Linked DNA regions of Homo sapiens: region 1 is linked to region 2. The links are chromatin loops, found by intact Hi-C in ENCODE. Cell type or tissue: dorsolateral prefrontal cortex. All regions are shown on one strand. Links, peaks and the distances in the headings refer to the core of each region. The heading gives the core; the rest is flanking DNA.

Region 1 (10,611 bases), core at 754-8,753, 52 kb before region 2:
CAGCAAAATTATGTGGAAAAAAAGCATTTTGCTAGGTTGGTGGGCTCTAGGCTGATTTCCCTGAGGGAAAAATCTAGATCTTTGAAATAGTTAAGTGAAATCACCAGTATAATTGCAGATTCCTAATTTAAGAATATGTCAGACAGTTATATCAGACAGTTGCCTGGGTAAATGATATGTCCATGTAGAATGGTGACATTTTTCTTTAGAAACCTCTTTTTATGGCTGGTTGCGGTGGCTCACGCCTATAATCCCAGCACTTTGGGAGATCGAGGTGGGCGGATCACGAGGTCAGGAGATGGAGACCATCCTAGCCAACATGGTGAAACCCCATCTCTACTAAAATACAAAAAAAAAAAAAAATTAGCCAGGCGTGGTGGCACGTGCCTGCAGTCCCGGCTACTCGGGAGGCTGAGGCAGGGCCATCTCTTGAACCTGGGAGGCGGAGGTTGCAGTGAGCCAAGATCACACCACTGCACTCCAGTCTGGCAACAGAGCAAGACTCCATCTCAAAAAAAGAAACCTCTTTTTATTTAAAAGGTAATACATGTGTGGTGTATAAAATCTAGAAATGATTTAAAAGTATGAAAAATAAAAATAACCCTTAATTCCACCACACAAAGATAAATACCCACTGATACAATATTAGTACATTTACATCCAGCCTTTCAATATTTGCATATCTGTATAAGAATATGTATATATGCATATATAGTTCTTGAATTGAACTTGTAATATGTTCAGGTTTATATACAATTTTTAAATTTACCATTACATTGTGAGCCTTTTTCAGGATCATTAAGTAGTCTTCAAAAACATGGTTTGTAATGACAAACTATTATTCCTCCATGTAAATGCACAATATGTTCTAACTCTTCCTAAATGTTGGACAGCTAGGATATTCCAAATTTTACCATTATGAATAACCCTGCAGTGGAAGACACTTCAAGTACATAAATAAATGTGTACATCTTTAATGGCTTTCTTAGGATAAAATCCTAGGAGTGGAAAAACTGGATCAAAGGATATGAAATTTCTTAAATATAATTCACATACCATAAAATTCACTATTTCAAGTGTGTAATTCAGTGGGTTTTAGTACATTCACAAGGTTGTGAAACCATTACCACTAATTGCAGTAAAAATACAGAGCATTTCACAAATTTGTGCATTATCCTTGTGCAGGAACCATGCTAATCTCTGTATCATTGCAATTTTAGTTATGTCAGCCAAAGCAAGCACAGTAGAAACATTTTAAGTCTTCTGATAACATATGCCAAAATTCCCTTAAGCAAGTGTGTACCCATTTCCATTCCCACCCACCAATGTATATCTATTTCCCCACAACTTTGTCAGCACTTACCTTTAGAAAGTATTGCCAATATGACTGAAAATGGCATTTCATTGTTTTGTCTCTATTACCAGCTCTTCTTCCTCTTCTCACTGAACTATAGCTCTGCAGAGATCTATCATCCCCCGTCTCCTTTGCATACATTCACCGTGGGCAGTCACATCCACGGCAACAGCCTCGGCTGCCTCCTCTGGATAGTGACCACATGTCCATACCGTGCCCCAACCTCTTTCTAGCACTGCAGTCCACACATCAAGCTGCTCGCTGGGCACACCTACCTACAGAATTTGCTAGCATAACAAACTAATATCTGAAATCAAACTCATGTTTCCTAAAGCTGGTTCTTGCCTATGACTTTGCTATTTAGATTACTGATATCAGCCTTCTAGGTGCTTCACAGTCATCTGTTCTCTCTGCTTATGTAATTAGCAGTCCAACGCTGTTGATTCTCTGTCACATTCTTCCTTTCTGCTCCATCCCCACTGCCATTGCTCTGATTTTACCTTTTATTGTGTCTATTCCATTAGCTTACTCACTTCTCTATGCTTCCAGTATCTATCCACATAATTTATCCTACACATGGCTACCATAATAACTTTCCTATAATACCGCTCGTACCATATTGCTCTCCTACTCTGGAACTTCCAAGGGCTCTCTCTTGCTTATTGGATTATGTGAAGTAAAGGCTTTAACTTGACTCTTAAGGCCCACCATGCTCTTGAATCATTCTAATTTCACTTCCTCTGTGCCTTATAAAAACTGTGTTTTCTTCCTTCATGGTATTCCTGTGCTTCTCACTTCTGTTCATGCAAATCTGGCATGGCCTCTCTCCCAGTCATCTTCAGTGGTGATTGTATTGACTCTTCCAAAATCAGCTCAGAGGCTCTGTGATGCCATTCTTGATTCAGGCAGCAGTGCTCTCTCCTTCTTTTGACTCTCATTTTGTTAGCATTTCCTTTCTGATACTTCTGACATTCCATCCTTTTTAATGGTTTTCTAGGTATTTTTCATCCACCCTCTACCACACTTAATTCCTTGAGCACAGGGATTACTTCTTCTTCATTTTGGCATGTTGCCTAGTACCTCTCCAAACACCTTAAATGTAGATAGAGGAGCTCTGTAAATGCTTGGACAAAACAATAGTGAAGACTGCCAATTTTCTTTTTAGAGCCCCTAATGACTCAGTTTCAGGAATGAATACTGTGCTAAGAAGGTACAGATGCCAGGTGACTCAAGTATCATAGCTCATTCTTTTTTCCTCATTCTCCATATTCAGTCCATCAACAAATACTGTCAGCCCTACCTCTTCAAAATACCTCTAATCAAATCTCTTGTTCTTGTCCCAACTGCTACTTTCCTAGAACAAACCACCATTATCTCTTACCTATAATAGCCCCTTTAAATGGTTCTCTGGCTTCTACTGTTGACCCCCACACACACAAATCCATCAGCCAAGTCAAACCTTTATAAAACTTACATCATGTTAGTCCCCTGCTTAACAACCTCTAACAGCTTCCCATTTCACTGAGAATAAAATTCAAACTGTTTCAGCCTTTGGAAACTCCATGATCTGGCCTATGCACCTCCCCAGTATCATCTCCCACTGCAGTCCACCTTGCTCACTGTGCTCCAGCTCTGCTGGGTCTTGGCTCCTCCTGATTGTCAAGTTGTATCAAAGCAGAGTGACTGGGTGTTCTTGTTTCTATTGGGGTCCTAACTGTTGTTGGTTATTGTCCTAGGGCTCCATGTCTTTAGTAGTAGAGATGACCTGGGGAGTGGCCAGAAGTAGTTCTGAGGATTTTGAGACTTGACTCTGGGGAAAACCTTTATGGATTCCATCAGACCTCTGAAAAGTGGTAGGTCGAACAGTGAGTTTGAACTGAAAGGGATAATGGGCTTTAAGGAGGAAGAAAAGAAAACTGGTATTATTCCTACAGCCTCTTTCCCAAGGGACGCTATAAATGTTACTGATAGAAACCAGAGCTGGAGGACAAACATCCTCCACCTTCTTTATCGCTTTGGGTGTTGGTTTAGGAAACTGGGCATCATGGCAAAACCTTTAAGGCTATCTGTTGAGTCAGATGGTGCACTGTGAACTTGATGCCATTTTCCCTATGTGCTCCTCTGAAGTCTCCCTTAGCCCTCTGGTGTTGCACCCTTAACTTCTGTACATAGAAGGGAGAGGGAAAAAAACTCTTTCATTATTCAGATTCTGGACTTGCTCCCCTTGCTCCTAGAAGCTTCGAAATATTCACTATCCACCTCTTTGCCTTTAGGATCATTGATAAGATCAGCCAGCTTTTTCCCTCTTCTGTCAGTTAAACAAGTCTATGACTGGTATGTTTTATCACACTATATATAGAAAAACTAGAAATTTCTCTCTAGCCCATTCTGAAAGAGAATCCCGAGTACTGCATTTCTAAAGTACTAAGCATTTTCCTACCCGCTGCTATGTGCAGAGCTTTCCCGAGTCATCTGTATGGTTACTTCCTGCCAACCTTCTTTGGAAAAAGAGGTGTCCCCCTGTGTCTTAAAGATTTCAATGTGAAAATGGAGAAATGGAAGCAGAGGGTCAAATGTAATGCCCTAGCCAGATGAAGTTATCACTCCCTATGCAGAAAGACAAAGAGCACCCCTGACACACACCACAGCATTTGTGGGGAGTCTTTATTTCCACTCGAACATTCCCTTCTTTTCTTATTCCCTACCCTGGGTTTCTTTGTAGCCAGGGATGGATTCTGAGGTGGAGGGTGGAGAGGGGGACCCAGCAGATTTACATGGAAGAACTTGAACTGGCTATTCAGAGGAGGTGGGGAGAGGAGGGGAGGCAGGGAGGCAGAGCTGGGTACCAAAAGCCCCTTCTCCAGAGAGTATTCATCTCTCAGATGACCCAGATTATAGCTTTCCCAGACTGATGAGAAAGCCATTGTCCTGAAAGTTCTCTTTCAAATTACACACACACACACACACACACACACACACACACACACACACACACACACTCTTCCCCCCTTGGTTGGGTCTATAATAAGGAAGGGTTTCCTGATTACCAGGCTGCAAGGACCCCAGCCAACAGTGGGTGGGGGTGGGCCTTCAGAGCTCTGTGTCCCTCCATGGTGACCAGGCAGCTTTTCCCCTCTTCTGTCAAATAAACAAGCCATGCATTGTTCTGTCCTCCGGCTTGTCTGTGGGCTTCCCTTCCTGCTGAGCCTGCCAGAATGAGCTTGGGCTTCTTCGTGTGGGGCAGGTGGAATGTGCTGTTTGGAGGGAGGCTGGAAGAGCCACAGAAAATAAACAGAGCTAATCAAGGACGTTATTTTGTGCTTCTATTTATATAAATACTTTAAAAAGAGGAAAGTACCCACACTCTGTTATGGTCCAGGCCTCAGGTTGAGCACAACCACAAGCAACAGGGGTTACATTTTCCTTTTTCCCCTAAGTTAGAGCAGAGTCATGGTTCTCTTTCTGCTCATCTTCTCCCAAGTATCTCTTCAGGGGTCTGCTGGGAGCCAGGCTCAAAGACAGATGGTGCTATCGGAAGATACTGGGGTGACAGCTGACTAGCGCAGCTGGAGACTGACTCCTTTCAGAATTGGTCCACCTCCACCCCTCACCTCTCACAAGAGCCTTTATAAGGCCTCTCCTGGGAGCCAGCTTCTGGCTTTTCTGCTGCATGTGCCCACCCTCCTGTGCCCCCATGCCAAGTTCACGTCTCCTGAGTACTTGGAAAAGAAGCAGTCATCTTTACCGTCCCCTGAGCACAGGAGGTCATACTTGATCATGTTATCTGGAACTCAGCTCCGCTAAATGGGAGCATATGCCCTTTTCCCTCCACCACCTCTCCCAACCTCTTCCCCAAATCCCAAACTGGCTAAACCGCTCAAGTTTCTCTCTCATCTTCCCTCAACGAAGGATTTCTTGAGTATACACTATTTGTGCCCACCTGCCTACTCCTCATCTGATGACATCCCAACTCTCATCTTCGCACCCTTTCTCCCTACCTCAGCCAGCTCCATGAACATGCTTGCACCTCTAGTCACAATTTCTTCAGCCTCACCTGGCCACTGGCAGGGTCACACTGATAACAAACCAGTTGCTCTTTATTTTGTTAGGAAGTGGGGATTGGCAAACTTCTTCAGGCAAGCGTTTGCATGGGCTGGGCCACTGAGCAAAAGGAGAAAGACATTTGGCGACCAGAAGAGCAAGGGCGGCCGGACACCCAGGCCTGAGGAATGAAATGAAAAGAGATTTTAACCTGATGCATTTTTTGGACCAGATTATGTCCTGGTATATTGCCACTCAGAATGTGGTTATCACACCAGGAGCATCAGTATCACTCTGGAGCTTATTAAAAGTCAGAACCTGGGCCTCGCTGAATCAAAATCTGCATTTTAACAAGATCCCCAGGTAATTAGTATGCCCACTACAATTTGAGAGTGCTGTTCCAGAGTGTACTGGGTTTGGCATTTGAGCCTTCTCTTAACTAGTCCTTTCTCTTTTATCTTCATTTGGATTGAAGAAATCAGTTTTCTTATTGCTAATGGTACCTCGCTCATTATTATTTTGCATACGGGTAATATTAAAAACAGATAGCATTTATTGAGTGCCTTTTACATGCCAGGCATGTTTTATAGATGAGGAAACCAAGGTTCTGTGACATGCCCAAGGCCAAACAACTAGTGAATGGTAGAGCTGAGACTGTAAGCCAGATCCATATGCTCCTCAAAGCTCCCAAACTTTCCCCTATACAGTTGATAAAAGTCAACCCAGACTCTCCTGTGAGATACAGAGGGAAGAAAGGGGAAGGGGCCTCCAGGCATGATTTCCCCAGAGAGGAAAGGCCCTAGCATACATACTTCATGTCCTAAGGGAGTTTGCATAAGCCCTCTCAGGAGCCAGAAATTACTGGAATTGAGGCCAGAGGCCAAGGGAAACTGGAGTAGGGAATTGGGAGTGTTAATGAAAGGAAAACCCTGACTCTAATTCCCCAAGATAAATTAAATCCTGGTGCCTGAGCCTGGGCTTAGGGGGTGCAACAAATCCACATAGGGCTGCTCTGGATTCTGGCTACTGCGCTAATCACTTAGGGCATCATTTGGAACCTCAGCCTGGGGCCTAGGACTACTACATCATAGCATGCTAGAGTGGGAAGGGTCATTTGTGACGATTGAATTCAATGTTTTATTTTACAGGGAGGAAACAGAAGCCCAGAGAGTGGGAGTAAGTTGCCAGAGGTCAGAGTGAATTCATGGCAAATCCAGGGACACTGACCCCAAACACCACATTTCCAGCATTGCTAATGGGCACCTTTTCTGGAGTTGAAGTCTCTGGTGTAAAATTGGGTTTTCTTTGGATCTGCTCAAGTCCGCACAGGAAGTGCAGACCCCTGTAAATACATCCGAAAATGTTTGTGAGCCTTCGTATCTCACCAGGACCTTCACCTTGGAAAATCTCTCAGTCACTTGCCCCCAGCTATATAAAATCAGCTGGAGTGCTACTCCTCTGGACCTGGAGGCTGCTAGTCCTGGCTTATCTGTACTTTTCTGGGGCCCAGAGGACCTGCAGAGATGGCTGGGTGGGGTCAACTCAGTCCAGGAAGCACAGGAATTCTTTTAAGTGTATGTGTCTGGGGTATTTTTCTCTCTCACTTACGTGTATTTTTAAAAATTCTTTTTAGACACCCGCTTTATCTTTCCCAAACATCATTTCCTTGCTCCTTTCCTGAGTTCTAGCAGTGGCTGGGGGCCCAGCTTCCTTATTGGCCTCTGAGCTGCCGAGGGGGTGGGCCAGGGCTCAGAGGAGGTTGGAGTAGGGAGCAGGGGGGCTGTTTATGCTGCTGGAAGTGCCTTTCATCCTTCCCTTTGCCACCAGGGTGCTGGCTGGTTCCTGGAGCAGCGTCTTCACTCCTATCCAGCTCTTGACACTGGCTTTCGTTCCCTAAGGCTGTGGCCATATCTAGGTCCATCCAGGCTGATGGTCATACCTTGCCTTCAGTGCTACTCCTTCCTGTTCTTAGAACTGGAACCTGACTGTGCCTGAGCCCCTTGGATCACACTCAGCATCTTGGGCTGATGGTCCCTCGCCCCAGAAGGTCTTAACTGGAGGGCAGATGGGTCCCAGCTAAGGGAGGACGCTGGCTGGAGGGTTTGTCAACGAGAGTCTGAGCTAGCCGGATACCCCGCTCTCTCCCAAGCCATCTCTCCACCCTGGGCAACTTCCATGGTAGGTACAGCCAGTAGCCATGGCTGCTGCCACTCTTCCCCCTCTTGCTTTCTTTCTTCAATATCTCTTTCTTTTTGCTTCCTAAGAAAAGCATTTTGGAGTAATGAAGGATGGGATGAGGTGTGTGCTTATTGATAGTGCCTGAGCCAGCCTTAGGAGAAAGGCAAGCACTGGGGTCACTGCCTTCACATCTTGGCCTAGAGCTGCATGGTTGGTCGTAGGCATTTTCTTACTTTTCTGTTTGTTTCTCCTCCTCTCTCTCCCCACTGCCTATGGAGGGAATGGTTTCAGCTCTAGGACTAATGAGACCTCCCTTTGCTGACTGCTTCTTGAGGGAATTGCTATGGGAAACCTCAGGAATACAGGCTTTTTCAGATAGACTCTTCCTTGGAGAGGAGGGGTCGTGTGGTATCCTAGGAAAAAACTGGAGGATCTGAGTTTCATTCCCAATTCTGCTGGTTATTAGCTATGTGCTCTTGGCGAATCACTTAAGCTTTATGCATCTCTGGTTCTCCATTTGTAAAGTGGGGATAATAACTTACCAGCTGGACATGGTGGCTCATGCCTGTAATCCCAGCACTTTGGGAGGCTCAGGCAGGAAGATTGCTTGAGGCCAGGAGTTCAAGACCAGCCTGGCCAACATGGTGAAACCCCATCTCTACAAAAAATACAAAAAAATTAGCCGGGCACGGTAGCATGCACCTGTAGCCTGTAGTCCTAGCTACTCAGGAGGCTGAGACAGAAGGATAGCTTATGCCCAGGAGTCTGAGGTTGCAGTTAGCTATGAGTGTACCATTGCACTCCAACCTGGGCAACAGAGCCAGAGAGGCCCTGTCTTAATAATAATAACAATAATAAAACTGTTTCACATAAGGTTAGAGAGATGATTAAATCAGTTAATGCATGTGAAATGCTTAGTGCCTGGCACATCTTCAGTGTTCAATAAGTGGTCCTGCTGTGTGTTTTCTTTAAGTTTATACAGTATGTCAGGCACTATGCTGGTTGATTTCACACATGGGACTGCATTTAATCCAAAACATAACTCATGAAAAACAGATGGTCATCTTCCCCATTTTGCAGATAAAAAATCTGCAACTCGCAGAAGTGACTTGCCCATGGCCACACAACTACAGTTTGAATGCAAGTGTAGACTGACTTCAAGTCTAGGGCTATTCCGAGCTAATAATAGGCCAAATAGTAGACCATATAGATAGTTTATTCTCCTGTCCCAAACTAGGGTTAGAAGGCTCTAGCTCTGGCTCCAGCTCCCTCTGTTTGGATTTTTCTTCTTCCAGTCTTTAGTTTTCTCTGTGTCCTAAAAGCCCCCACTTCCCTCTTCTGTCTACTTTGGGATTGGTTCCTACTCCTGGAGAAACCCTAGAAAGAGTAAGGGGCCAGCCAGGCGCAGTGGCTCACGCTTGTAATCCCAGCACTTTGGGAGGCCGAAGCGGGTGGATCACCTGAGGTCAGGAGTTCAAGATGAACCTGGCCAACCTGGTGAAACCCCATCTCTACTAAAAATACAAAATTAGCTGGGCATGGTGGCACATGCCTGTAATCCTAGCTACTCAGGAGGCTGAGGCAGGAGAATTGCTTGAACCAGGGAGGCGGAGGTTGCAGTCAGCCAAGATTGTGCCATTGCACTCCAGGCTTGGCGACAAGAATGAGACTTCGTCTCAAAAAAAAAAAAAAAATAGTAAGAGTCTTTGTAAGGTATGTTTCACAGTGTGGCAAGGTAGTGGTACAGTAGAACCTCAACAGTGGATGGTACCCTAGGTGTGGGTACTCTTGAGCCATCAAAAGGTACAAGTCTGAGCTAATAACCATTATTATAGTACCTGCTACTTACTGACCACTTGCTGTGCATCAGGCTGTGTCCCAGATGCTTTGAGAATACTATCTCTAATCCCCACAGTCACCTAGCCAGATAGGAATTATTGTTTCCTTTCTCAGATAAGAAAACTAAATTTCAGATGGGTTAAGCAACTTACAGATACACACATCTAAAGTGGCAGAGGGGATCTGAACCTACATCTGTCTCACTCATTTTTCACCCATTGCCTACTGGCTTGGTATAGTTGGTGAGATGAGACTGACACACATGAAATGATGATGGGCAATATCAAATATCATATTATTATGGACCCAATTGTGAGGGCTAGATTACCCTGAACAAGCTTCCTGGAGGAGATGGTACTTGAGCAGTACCTTGAAGAACAGGTAGGATTTAGGTTAACAAAAGGAGAGGGGGCATTCCAGGCAGAGGGAACAGTCATAGTCATAACTATGATTGGTCGAGGCCTTGCCAGGCCTGATTCAAAGCACTTGCATTGTCTCATTTGATCTTTCAACAATCCCATTTGGTACTATTATCCACATTTTACTGCCATGAAAACTAGGGCTCTGAGAAGTGAAGTCACCTGTCTAAAGCAACAGAGCTAATGAGTGGTAGAGCTGGGATTCAAACAAAGGTGGTCTGACCCCAGAGCCTGTGTTAGATCAACAGGAATATCAACAGCAAAGGCACAGAATCAGGAAGGGACAGAGCTGGTTGCAGGCTGTGATTGGAGCAGAGAAATGAGAGATTGAGCTGATGGGTAAGGATAGCTTATTGAAGACTTTGAAACTGATCTAGTTTACGTTTGATGTGGGACAGAGTAAGAAATAGGGAGCCAGTGAAGATTCTTGAATAGGAGAGTACCCCAATTCAGTTGGCGTTTAACATGATATGACCTAAAAGCAGTGACTGGAGGTAGAACAAGGCAGACAGGCCGGCAGACTTCTGCAGTATTTGGGGCATAAAGTTTCAAGGGCCTGGACTAGAACAGGAGCTGCTGGTGGTGGGTTCTGGGAGAAGAGCTGTGGTTCTGTCTAATGGCCACAGTGAAAATGGAGGGGGGGTAGGGGGAGAGAGAGAGAGAGCAAACCAGGGCCAGAGAAACATCATAAAAAAAAGACTCAGTAGAACTCCGTGTGGGATTGGATGGTTAGGGAGAAGGTGGCACCAAGGCTGACTGCCCGCACTTTAAACCCAGAAC
Region 2 (10,394 bases), core at 1-8,000:
TGATCCCCATTCTCATCCTTTGTCTTCTCCTGTTTAATTCCCCTAGATACAGCTTATCGAAAGCATCAGCAGAAAACTTTCTGTCTTGCGGGAGGCCCAGCGAGGGCTGCTAGAGGACATCAATGCCAATTCTGCCCTTGGGGAGGAGGTGGAGGCCAACTTAAAAGCCGTCTGCAAATCCAATGAATTTGAAAAGTACCACTTGTTTGTTGGGGACCTGGACAAAGTGGTCAACCTGTTGCTGTCACTCTCTGGACGACTGGCCCGGGTGGAGAATGCTCTGAACAGCATCGATTCAGAGGCCAACCAGGAGAAGGTAGAGTTGGGGTCTGTGGGGTGTGGGTAGAGGGAAATACCATTTGTTTCTTCTCAGGGCTCCCTCTTTCAAGTTGGGCTACTATAGGAAACAGTAGAGCATGGGATTAAAAGCATGTGAGCACTGAGGATGGGCACGGTGGCTCATGTCTGTAATCCCAGTACTTTGGGAGGCCAAAGCGGGCAGATTGCTTCAGTCCAGGAGTTTGAGACCAACCTGGGCAACTTAGTGAATCCCCATCTCTACTAAAAATACAAAAATTAGTCTGGCAGGGTGGCGCATGCCTATAATCCCAGCTACTCCGGAGGCTGAGGTGGAAGGTTTGCTTGAGCTTGGGAGGCGGAGACTGCCGTGAGCAAAGATTGTGCCACTGCACTCCAGCCTGGGTGACAGAGCAAGACCCTGTCTCAAAAAAAATAATAATAATAAAATAAAAAAATAAGAGTGTGAACACTGGCTTTTAAGTGCCCTGAAATTCTTGCCCTACCATTTATTAGCTGTGTGACTGTGGACAACTTACATAACGTCACTCTGCCTCAATCTCTTCACCTGTAAAATGAGGTGAGCATACTACCTGCCTTATGGGATTATTGTGAGAATTAAATTAGTTTATGTTAATTACATAAAACAGGGCCTGGGACAGGGTAAACACTGAATCAATGCTAGCTCCCAGTAGTAGTAGTAGCAGCAGCAGTTTTGCCTCACTCTAGAGTTGGAGGGGGAGGTCTCATCAAGTATTTGAGATTGGAAAGCTGTCAGTTTCACAGGTTGGGTCACTATGCATATACTCCTGAACCAAAATTGCATCACCTTTCCCTATACAGGTGGCTTTGGATATACCTTTGAATCCACAACAAGAGGCACATATCTACATACATATACATACATACACAGACACATACACTCACACATATCCACTCACACAGACACACACATCATACAGAAAGCACCTCCACAGTGACAGTTGTTCACCAGGTGAAAGGGACACAGGCTGGCTTTGTCAGAGCCTTCCTCCACCCCAAGCCCAGTGGTGGTCCCTACATTGAAGACAGCGTTAAAGAGATGGAAAGAGGTAATTTCACATCCCCTATCCAGAATTGTTGTCATGTTTACCCTCCTGCTACAGGAAACAAAGGCTTTTGCATGGAGGTAGACTTCAGGGCAGAAAATCTAGGACTGACTAATTAGCAGAATGTATAGCTGCTTTGTGGCAGCATCTCTGGTGGAGTACTGCTAGGCAGCACTGTTGGACAGATGCCTGGTAATTGAGAGAGCCCTTACTTGGTCCTCTGCTTCCCCAGTTGGTACTGATAGAGAAGAAGCAGCAGCTGACGGGGCAGTTGGCAGATGCCAAGGAGCTGAAGGAGCACGTGGACCGCCGGGAGAAGTTGGTGTTTGGCATGGTCTCCCGCTACCTGCCTCAGGACCAGCTCCAAGATTACCAGCACTTTGTCAAGATGAAATCTGCTCTCATCATTGAACAGCGAGAGCTGGAGGAGAAGATCAAGCTCGGGGAAGAGCAACTCAAATGTCTCAGGGAGAGTCTACTCCTGGGGCCCAGCAATTTCTAATTCTACCAGCACTCTGCCACAGCATCCCTGCCCAGCCATGTGGGAAGTGCTTTCAATCTTCTTTGTTAGCAGTTTCTCAGCAAGTAGATAGCAATTAGCAGTTTGTTCCAGCCCTCTACCCTGGATGTCTCTCACTACCCCTTCCCTAGCAGTGGTCCTAACCAGCTAGGAGACCCTGGGGAAGCCACAAGCTTCTACCCAAGGGAGCTGCAGCAAGGTGTGATCTTAGAACCACACTCTCCTTCCCACAGTTGCCAAGGGCAAGTACTTGCTGCACAGAGAACCAAGGAAGTGCCTTCATTCTGCTTTGTACTAGGACACCAAAGACATCAAGTACTCATCACCCACCCATATCATCAACAGCCTCTAAAGGCTCAGAGGGAATCTGCCTTGCAGCTCTACTCTGCCCCAGGGCTTGTGGCCAGCCATTTCTCACAGAGAGCTGGCTGCCTTGAGGGCATTCACCTGGCACCAGTTTCAGGGCCTCACCCAAGCTTTGCAGGGGAAAGCACAGAGGGAGGAATTACACTGAAAAAAATGCAAGCAAAGGTTGAGTACCCCCAGGTGCCCCTTAGGAAGGAACCAGGTTTAAATAGGCTCTACCCTTACCTTTCCCAGCAGCAAGTTCAGGGGAAGAGGCCTACTCTTAGCCCTGGCTAGTGTGACCCTCTTCCTGTCCTAAGACTTTGGTCCTACCACCTCTTGTTTCATCTTTCCTTTACATTGCTGGGGGTTACCGCAGGTGCCTACCCCAGGGCTTCACCATATGGGCCATTAATAGCTCTACTAAAACTGACTTCTAGATGTAGGTTTCATTATTGGGGGAGGGGGTTCTTATTGTTATATTTTAAATGGCCTTTTGATTTTATTTATTTTTATGTTTTGATTATTTTTTTCTTTTTTAACTAATAAGGCGAGAAGAGGGAAGTTGGAGAGGGAAAAGTTAGCCCAGAAGGAAAGCATTTTCTGCAGATCAGCCTGAATCCACCGTGGCTAGGTAAGCAAGTGCCAAGGCGTTGAATTGTTCCCACCATAGCTACCGATGTCTAGGAAGGAGTTTTCCCCTTGAACTCAGAGCCTCCCTACTGTGGCCTGGCCTTGTGCTTCCCTTAAAGTCTAAGTGACTTGAGTTTAGCATTCCCCAGCAGGGTTTAAGTTTTTCTTACTGATTTCTTTTTGAAACCAAAGAAATCTCCTGAAATGGAGAAAGGTTCAGTCATTTCTCTACCATCTCCAAGCTATGGGATCAGTAGAGGTGAGCTCAGAAGGAACTCCTCTAACCATTGCTTTCTCAGCCTGTGGCCTGGCTCAAGGGAACCAAAACTCAAGGTAGCTGGGAGCTCCAGCCAGAGCCAGCTCCCCAGAGCAATTGAAGACCCAGCCAGGATCTTAGGCATACAAACAACTAAAACTGCTGCTGTTGCCAAGGCCCTGACACCAGTAGCTAGTTTCTATGCTGGAAAAGCAGCCCTCAGGTGGACGATGGCAAGAAGGGGGTTATGGCCAAATGCTGCCCTGTTATCCAGCTTAGCTCCCTGTTCCTCACTAACTGGGGCCAATCCTTGGTATCACACAACCCAGCCAAGGCCTGGCATCTCTTCTAGTTACTGCTGAGTTCCTCAGGGTCCTTGAAGGTCAACTGTAGCAGCAGGGATGTCTCATTCAACCAAAGAATTTGCCAAGGAACTTTTGCTGCTGTTACAAATACTTGTCACTAGCTTCCATTTCCTCTTCATTGTATTTGAAAACAATGGGAGAATCTTGGCCAGCAGGGTGTCCTGGGGTAGGGGGTGGGGTAAGCCTTTCTGTGGAGCTCTGGGTTTGCTCTTAGTACTGCTGCCAGAAACACTGTTAGAATGGCAACCCTGCCATTCTCCCCTCCAGTGGAAGATTCTACTTTATTCAGGAAGGCTGGTGGCTTGCAGGGGCTAGGCTTACACAAGCCAGCCAAGATTGAGAAGGTAGGGGAGTGCTTTCAATGGAGGCCATAGTTGTCATCTTTTCTTCTGAGCAGGCTCTAGGACAAACAATGAGCAAATTGAGATGTCCTGTATTGGGAGGATGAGGCTGATATGTTTCATCATTCTCAGAATTTGTGGGCTAGAGCACCTTTTTGGGAATATGGGCCTAGGGAAAAGAACGGTCACTTACCTGGACACTATGGCCATAGTCTTGAGTTTTTCTAGTCAGCATGTGATTGGTTGTACCTTAAGTTTATGACACCAAAAATACTATTAACTCTGTTATTTTTGTTCTTAATCCCATCTCAAATTAGTTTCTAGAGTTAGAATCAGAACACAAGGATGCTCATTTTCACATGGAGGGAAAGTTGCCAAAGCATTTAAAAAATAACCCCAAAAGTATATCTAGCAGTGAAGCTTGGTAGATAAAGGTGAACTGCTAAACAGACACTGGCGTGCCACACTCCTGCCAGGGCAGTCTCATTGTGTGTGACGGTGCTGCAACACTGCCAGTATTACTTGAGATGCAGTCTCTCTCCCCTGTTCTCAGTTCCTGGGCTCAGCCCTCCTCCAAGGCCTGCCAGTGAGTAGCAGTTTGGAAGGCAGGCCAAGGGAGATCCCCAAAGACAGTTATCAGTCTTAACTTCTGCTGTCTCCCGTCAAATACTTATACAGGCCCCCATGGGTAATAGGCAAGCATGATGGCTGATAGAGAAGTCAGTGCATGAGTTACTATCACATGTCCCCCCAACCCCTCCTGCCACCTCCCAGGGCTCTGGATAATTGAATCTTCCTGAGTCCCACAGCTGGAGACTCAACCAGGATATAGCTGTAAATGCCCAAGTAGAATCTGACAGAATAAGACAGAGACACTGAAAATAAAGCCCTAGAAAGGAAGAAATTGGAAGCAAAGAAAAGGAGAGGTGAAAAGATAAAAAGCCTCCTTCAAGGTTAGGTTCAGGTTCTGTTTTCCATTTAACCTCATGTGCCATAAAGCTGCCCAGGCACACCAGAGCCACATCCTGAACCCGACCCTCCCTGACAGTGCTGCTCTGCCAGTAGCAAGCCCCAGATGGAGGAAGCTGGGCCCATTTCTGGCCACTTCCACCCATTTGGAGCTTTGCCAGAGGAGTCGTCTATGCCAATAATATTTCTGCAACAGCATATTATATTATTTGAAGATTAGTAGATCTTTTTGGGGGGGTGGGGCAGGGGACAGTTTCTATAGATGAAGAACCAGTGTTGGTTGTACAGCTGTTGGGGGTCATCTATCCCATGTGAAGCTATTCTTTTTCCAAATCTTGTTGTTTCTGCATTTGTGTCCTCCACCACTCCCTTCTTGGCTGACATAGATATGCCTGCCAGATTGTCATCAAGGGTCATATTTCAATAAAAGGTGCTAAGGACAAAAAAAAATCTCATGTGTTTTAACTCAGGTGATGGAAGTCTAAAGATTCTGCTGAAAAGTACTGGAAAGGAATTTGGTCACCTATCCATAGTCCTTCACAGATAAACATATGACCAGACCCTTACCCACATCCCTAAACCCTTACCCTGGCCTCTGAGGGATGGTATTGATGCTATACCATTCATCATCCCCAGTTAAATAGCAGGATCTGCCATAGCCTTTTTAGGGGAACAGCTTTTAGACATCTATTTCAAGACCATCCTGAGTAGGGGGTACAGAGTTTAAGCCATTGGTTATTTCTGTTGTTATCACAGTATTGAAGCATGGTATTTTTCTACTCAGAAGGATCTCAGGATCACAGCCCTGCCCTTTAGCTCACTGATATATTTCTTCCTCTCTGGTTACTCAGTGGCAACATCACATCCAGTCTAACCCCATGTTTAGAATGCAGAAAAAGTCAACAATAGGTGTAATCTCAGGTATAGACCTAAGCAGTATACAGAGTCTAGTTCTGGAGTCTAGCCTGATCGAAGGTAAGCCATTCTTTCTAGACTTCTTCCAATCTTGAATTCTGTCTAGTATTTTCATCTTACTTCTAGCTGATAGTCCAATCTCACACCTTCATGCTCAGCTCCCTGGAAAGCAAGGGCCTTGGTGATCTGCTCTCCAAGGCAACCTCAAAGATTAGACTCAAATGTATTCCAGGAAGCAACTCTGACATTGAAAAGCTTTCTTTTTTCGTGATCCATATTCTGTTCACATTCCAACTATCCTCCTTCTACTCAAGATATCCATTGTGGTAGAGTAGAAAGAGTCCAGCTTTGGCATTAGAATGAACTGTGTTCAAATCCTGGTTCTGCCACTTATTCAATGAACCTGGGCTACTAGCTCAACTTCTGAGGTCATTTTCTTATCTGTAAAATGGGAACAGTATTATCTTGCTTGCAGTTATTGTAACTTGAAAATAATAAATAAAAGCCACTAACAATCCAAGAAGTTATTAGGCAGAATCCCAGGCCCACCCCAAACCCAGTGATAGCAGTCTGAATTTTAACTAGATTTCCAGGAGATTCATGAACATATTACAGCATGGGAAGTACTGACTTGTTGAAAACATATTCAGTACATGGTAACCATTATTATAGTCCTGATCTACTCAATTCATTTTTTCCTTATCCCAGGCATATTCTTGCTCTTCTCGTGTTGCTCACAACTACCTGCCTGGATGAATTTAGGAAAGTTGCAGGATACAAGGTTAAAACACAAGATCAAATGAACAATCCGAAAATGTTATTAAGAAAACAGTTCCGGCCGGGCATGGTGGCTCACGCCTGAAATCCCAGCACTTTGGGAGGCCGAGGCAGGTGGATCACGAGGTCAGGAGATCAAGACCATCCTGGCTAACACGGTGAAACCCTATCTCTACTAAAAATACAAAAAATTAGCCAGGTGTGGTGGCACGCACCAGTAGTCCCAGCTACTCGGGAGGCTGAGGCAGGAGAATTGCTTGAACCTGGAAGGCAGAGATTGCAGTGAGCTGAGACCACACCACTGCACTCCATCCTGGGCAACAGAGTGAGACTTTGTCTCAAAAAGAAAGAAAGAAAGAAAGAAAGAAAGAAAGAAAGAAAAGAAAGAAAGAAAGAAAGAAAGAAAACAGTTCCATTTACAATAGCATCAAAAAGAAAAAAGTACTTAGGAATAATTTAACAAAAGAAGTGCGAAACTTTTACACTGAAAACTATAAAACATTGTTGAAAGAGATTAGAGAAGATCAAAATAAATGGAAAGACACTCCATGTTCATGGATTGGAAGACTTAGTATTGTTAAGATGAAATGTGCCCCAAATTGATCTACAGATTCAATCCAGTGCTTATCAGAATTCCAGTGGCTTCCTTGTGTAAGTTTACAAGCTGATTCTAAAATTCATATGGAATTACAAGGGACCTGGAACAGTCAAAACAATCTTTAAAAAGAACAGTTGGAGGGCTCATACATCCCAACTTCAAAACTTACTGCAAAACTACAGTAATCAAGACAGTGTGGTACAGACACAAGGGTAGGTGTATAAATAAATGGAATTAAATTGAGAGTCCAGAAATAAATCCTCATGTATATGGTTAGTTAATTTCAACAAGGGTCCCAAGAGAAATTGAGGAGAGAATAGTTTTTTAACAAATGATGCTGAGACAACTGGGTATCTACATGGGAAAAAATGAAGTTTTCCTTAAATCACATGCAAGAATCAACTCAAAATGGATTATAGAATGTAAGAGTCAAAATTATAAAATTCTTAGAAGAAAACATTGTAATAAGTCTTCCTAATGTTAAGACGATTTGCACAAGTGATACAAGAAATAGAAATAAATTGGAGTAAATCAAAATTAAAAACTTTTGTGCTAAAAATATACCATATAAAAAAGTGAAAAGACAAGCAACATAATATTAGGAGAAAATATTTGCATATCAGATACTTCAAAATATGAAAAGGACTCTTACAACTCAATGATAAAAATAACCAATTAAAAATGGGTTAACAGATTGTAATAGACATTTCTTCAAAGAAAATATGTGTTTTAGTATGCTTGGGTTGCTATAACATACTACCATAGACTGATTGTCTTAAATAACATTTATTTCTCACAGTCCTGGAGACTGGGAAATCTGAGAGCAAGATGCCAGCAGATTCAATGCCTTGTGAGGGCCCACTTTATGGTTTGCAGATGGCTACCTTGTGGCTGTGTCCTCAGCAAAGACAGAAAGGGATCTGGTCTCGGCCAGGCGCGGTGGCTCACGCCTGTAATCCCAGCACTTTGGGAGGCCGTGGCGGGCGGATCAGGAGGTCAGGAGATCGCAACCATCCTGGCTAACACGGTGAAACCCCATCTCTACTAAAAAAAATACAAAAAAATTAGCAGGGCATGGTGGCAGGTGCCTGTAGTCCCAGCTAGTCGGGAGGCTGAGGCAGGAGAATGGCGTGAACCCAGGAGGCGGAGCTTGCAGTGAGCAGAGATTGAGCCACTGCACTCCAGCCTGGGTGACTGAGCGAGATTCTGTCTCAAAAAAAAGAAAGGGATCTGGTCTCTTCCCCTTCTTATAAGGGCATTATAATTTCATTATGAATGCCTACTCTTGTGACTTCATCTAAACCAATTTACCTCTCAAAGGCCCCACCTCCATATGCCATCACATTGGGGATTAGGGCTTCAGCATGTGAGTTTGGAGAGGACACAAACATTCAGCTTATAGCAATATGCAACTGGCTAGCAAGCACAGGGAAAGATGCTCAAGCACTACTATTCATTAGGGAAATGCAAATCAAGACCACAATGAGATACCACTTCATACCCACTAGAATAGCTATATCAAAAAGCCAAACAATAACAAGTGTTGGTGAGGAAATGAAGAAATTGGAACACTCATACATTGCTGATGGGGATGTAAATTGATGCAACCTCATTGAAAAACAGCTTGGCAGTTTCTCCAAATGTTAAACATAGAATTTCCACATGACTTAGCAATTCCATCCCTAGGTATATACCCAAGAGAATTGGAAACAGGTGTTCAAACAAAAGCGTGAACATGAATGTTTAAAGTGGCATTACTCATAATAGCCAAAAAGTGGAAATGACCCAAATGTCCATCCACTGAGGAATGGATAAACAAACTTTGATATATGCATACAGTAGGGTATTATTTAGCCATAAAAATGGATAAAATACTGATACATGTAACATTGATGAACCTTGAAAATATGCTAAGTGAAAGGAGCCAATCACAAAAGACCACATATTGTATGATTTAATTTATATGAAATGTCCCAAACAGGCAAATCTATAAAGGTAGAAAGCAGATTAGTGGTTGTCAAGGCTGGGGGCTCAGGGGCAATAGGCATGGGGTTTCTTTTGGGGATGATGAAAATATTATAAAATTAGATTGTCATCCTGGTTGTCCAACTCTGAATGTACTGGAAACCATTGAAGTATACATTTTAAATGGGTGTGCTAAATGGTATATGAATTATTTCTCAATAAGTGTGTTTTTTTAAAAAAGCTATTGATTATTTCCATCAGTCTCATTCCTCTTGACAAAAATCTGAGTTGATGGTGAGCATGTACTTCATTCCTGACTCCAAAGGGTACAATATTTACAATATTTGAATTTGGGAGTGACTTTACTATTACAACCTTCCCCTTGAAGACCTGGAAGACCCAGCAACATAAGGACAAACAGTAGTCTCAGCCTTGTACTAAGACTTCAGCAAAAATAAGAGAGATGGGAGGGACTACTATTGGGAAGGAGGGGCAATATTTCTAGGCAAATATTGTGGTAGAATGGATAAGAGCTTCGGCTCATTGGGCAAATAAACCAAGTTTTAAATCCTGATTCTACCAATTTACTGTGTCACCTTAATAAGTTACTTGACTCCTCTCAACCTTAATACCTTCATCTACAGAAGGGGGCTAATAAAAGCCCCACCTCAAAGTGTTACTATGTTGATTAAATGAGATAATTCACATGAAGCACTTAAAATAATGTCTGCCATGTAGTAAGTATTTGATAAATGTTAGCTGCTAGATTTATTTTTATTGAGGTGAGATTGAAGTAGAACAATATAAGGAAAAGTAAAGCATCTTCAGCTTTGGAGTCAGACAGCTCTGTTAATGTGACCTTGGAAGTCACTTTATTTATTGAGCCTTAGCAAATAATGAGGATAGTAATCCTTCTCTTACAGAGGCAGTTCCAAGCCTGGACACTGGAACCCACACCACGTAGGTTTTCATACTGGCTCCACCACTTACACATTGTGTAACCTTGAGCATGTTTAACTTCCCTGTACCTGGATGTCCTCTTCTGTCAAATGGTGGAAACAAAAATACATCCTTGTGTTGTGAGGAATTATTGAGTTAATCCATGCAAAGTACTTAGGACAATAAGTACCCAATGAATGTTAACTTTTATTATAAAGCTAAAGTAGGAATCAAATGAGGTCTCTGGTAGAGCTGTTCATATGGTAGGTTCTCCGTAGATGATGGTTCCTTTCCTTACCTACCCTGCTGTGTGCACCAGGTCAAGATTTTTTGGACCTGCAGATAAAATGTTTCAGCCTTAGGAGTTCCCCACTGTAAGTAAAATT

What was found. Hi-C counts contacts between places; a loop is a spot of excess contacts. Peaks named below come from ENCODE experiments on the same cell type or tissue, not always from the same donor. Only the 100,000 strongest peaks of a DNase experiment are listed, where the experiment ranks them.
Region 1: it touches region 2 in a loop (2.0-fold over the local background); 3 of 110 quality-filtered maps call a loop at or near these places.

Annotation. Positions count from the first base shown.
Region 1 is chrX:50,640,270-50,650,880 of GRCh38, reverse strand. All of the region lies in intron 2 of SHROOM4 (shroom family member 4), which reads left to right. It also overlaps the pseudogene RNU6-935P. Among named protein-coding and RNA genes, the nearest start is that of SHROOM4, 170 kb to the left of the region's middle. In dorsolateral prefrontal cortex, for the core only: no CTCF peak of the experiment used is centred there; a DNase peak (open chromatin) is centred at 4,450; H3K4me3 peaks cover 1,383 bases; H3K27ac peaks cover 1,359 bases; H3K27me3 peaks cover 7,748 bases.
Region 2 is chrX:50,588,188-50,598,581 of GRCh38, reverse strand. It overlaps SHROOM4 (shroom family member 4), which reads left to right. Exons shown (of 9, transcript NM_020717.5): 8 at 47-316; 9 at 1,618-10,394. The coding sequence ends at 1,887. Among named protein-coding and RNA genes, the nearest start is that of DGKK, 120 kb to the right of the region's middle. In dorsolateral prefrontal cortex, for the core only: no CTCF peak of the experiment used is centred there; no DNase peak of the experiment used is centred there; H3K27me3 peaks cover 5,501 bases.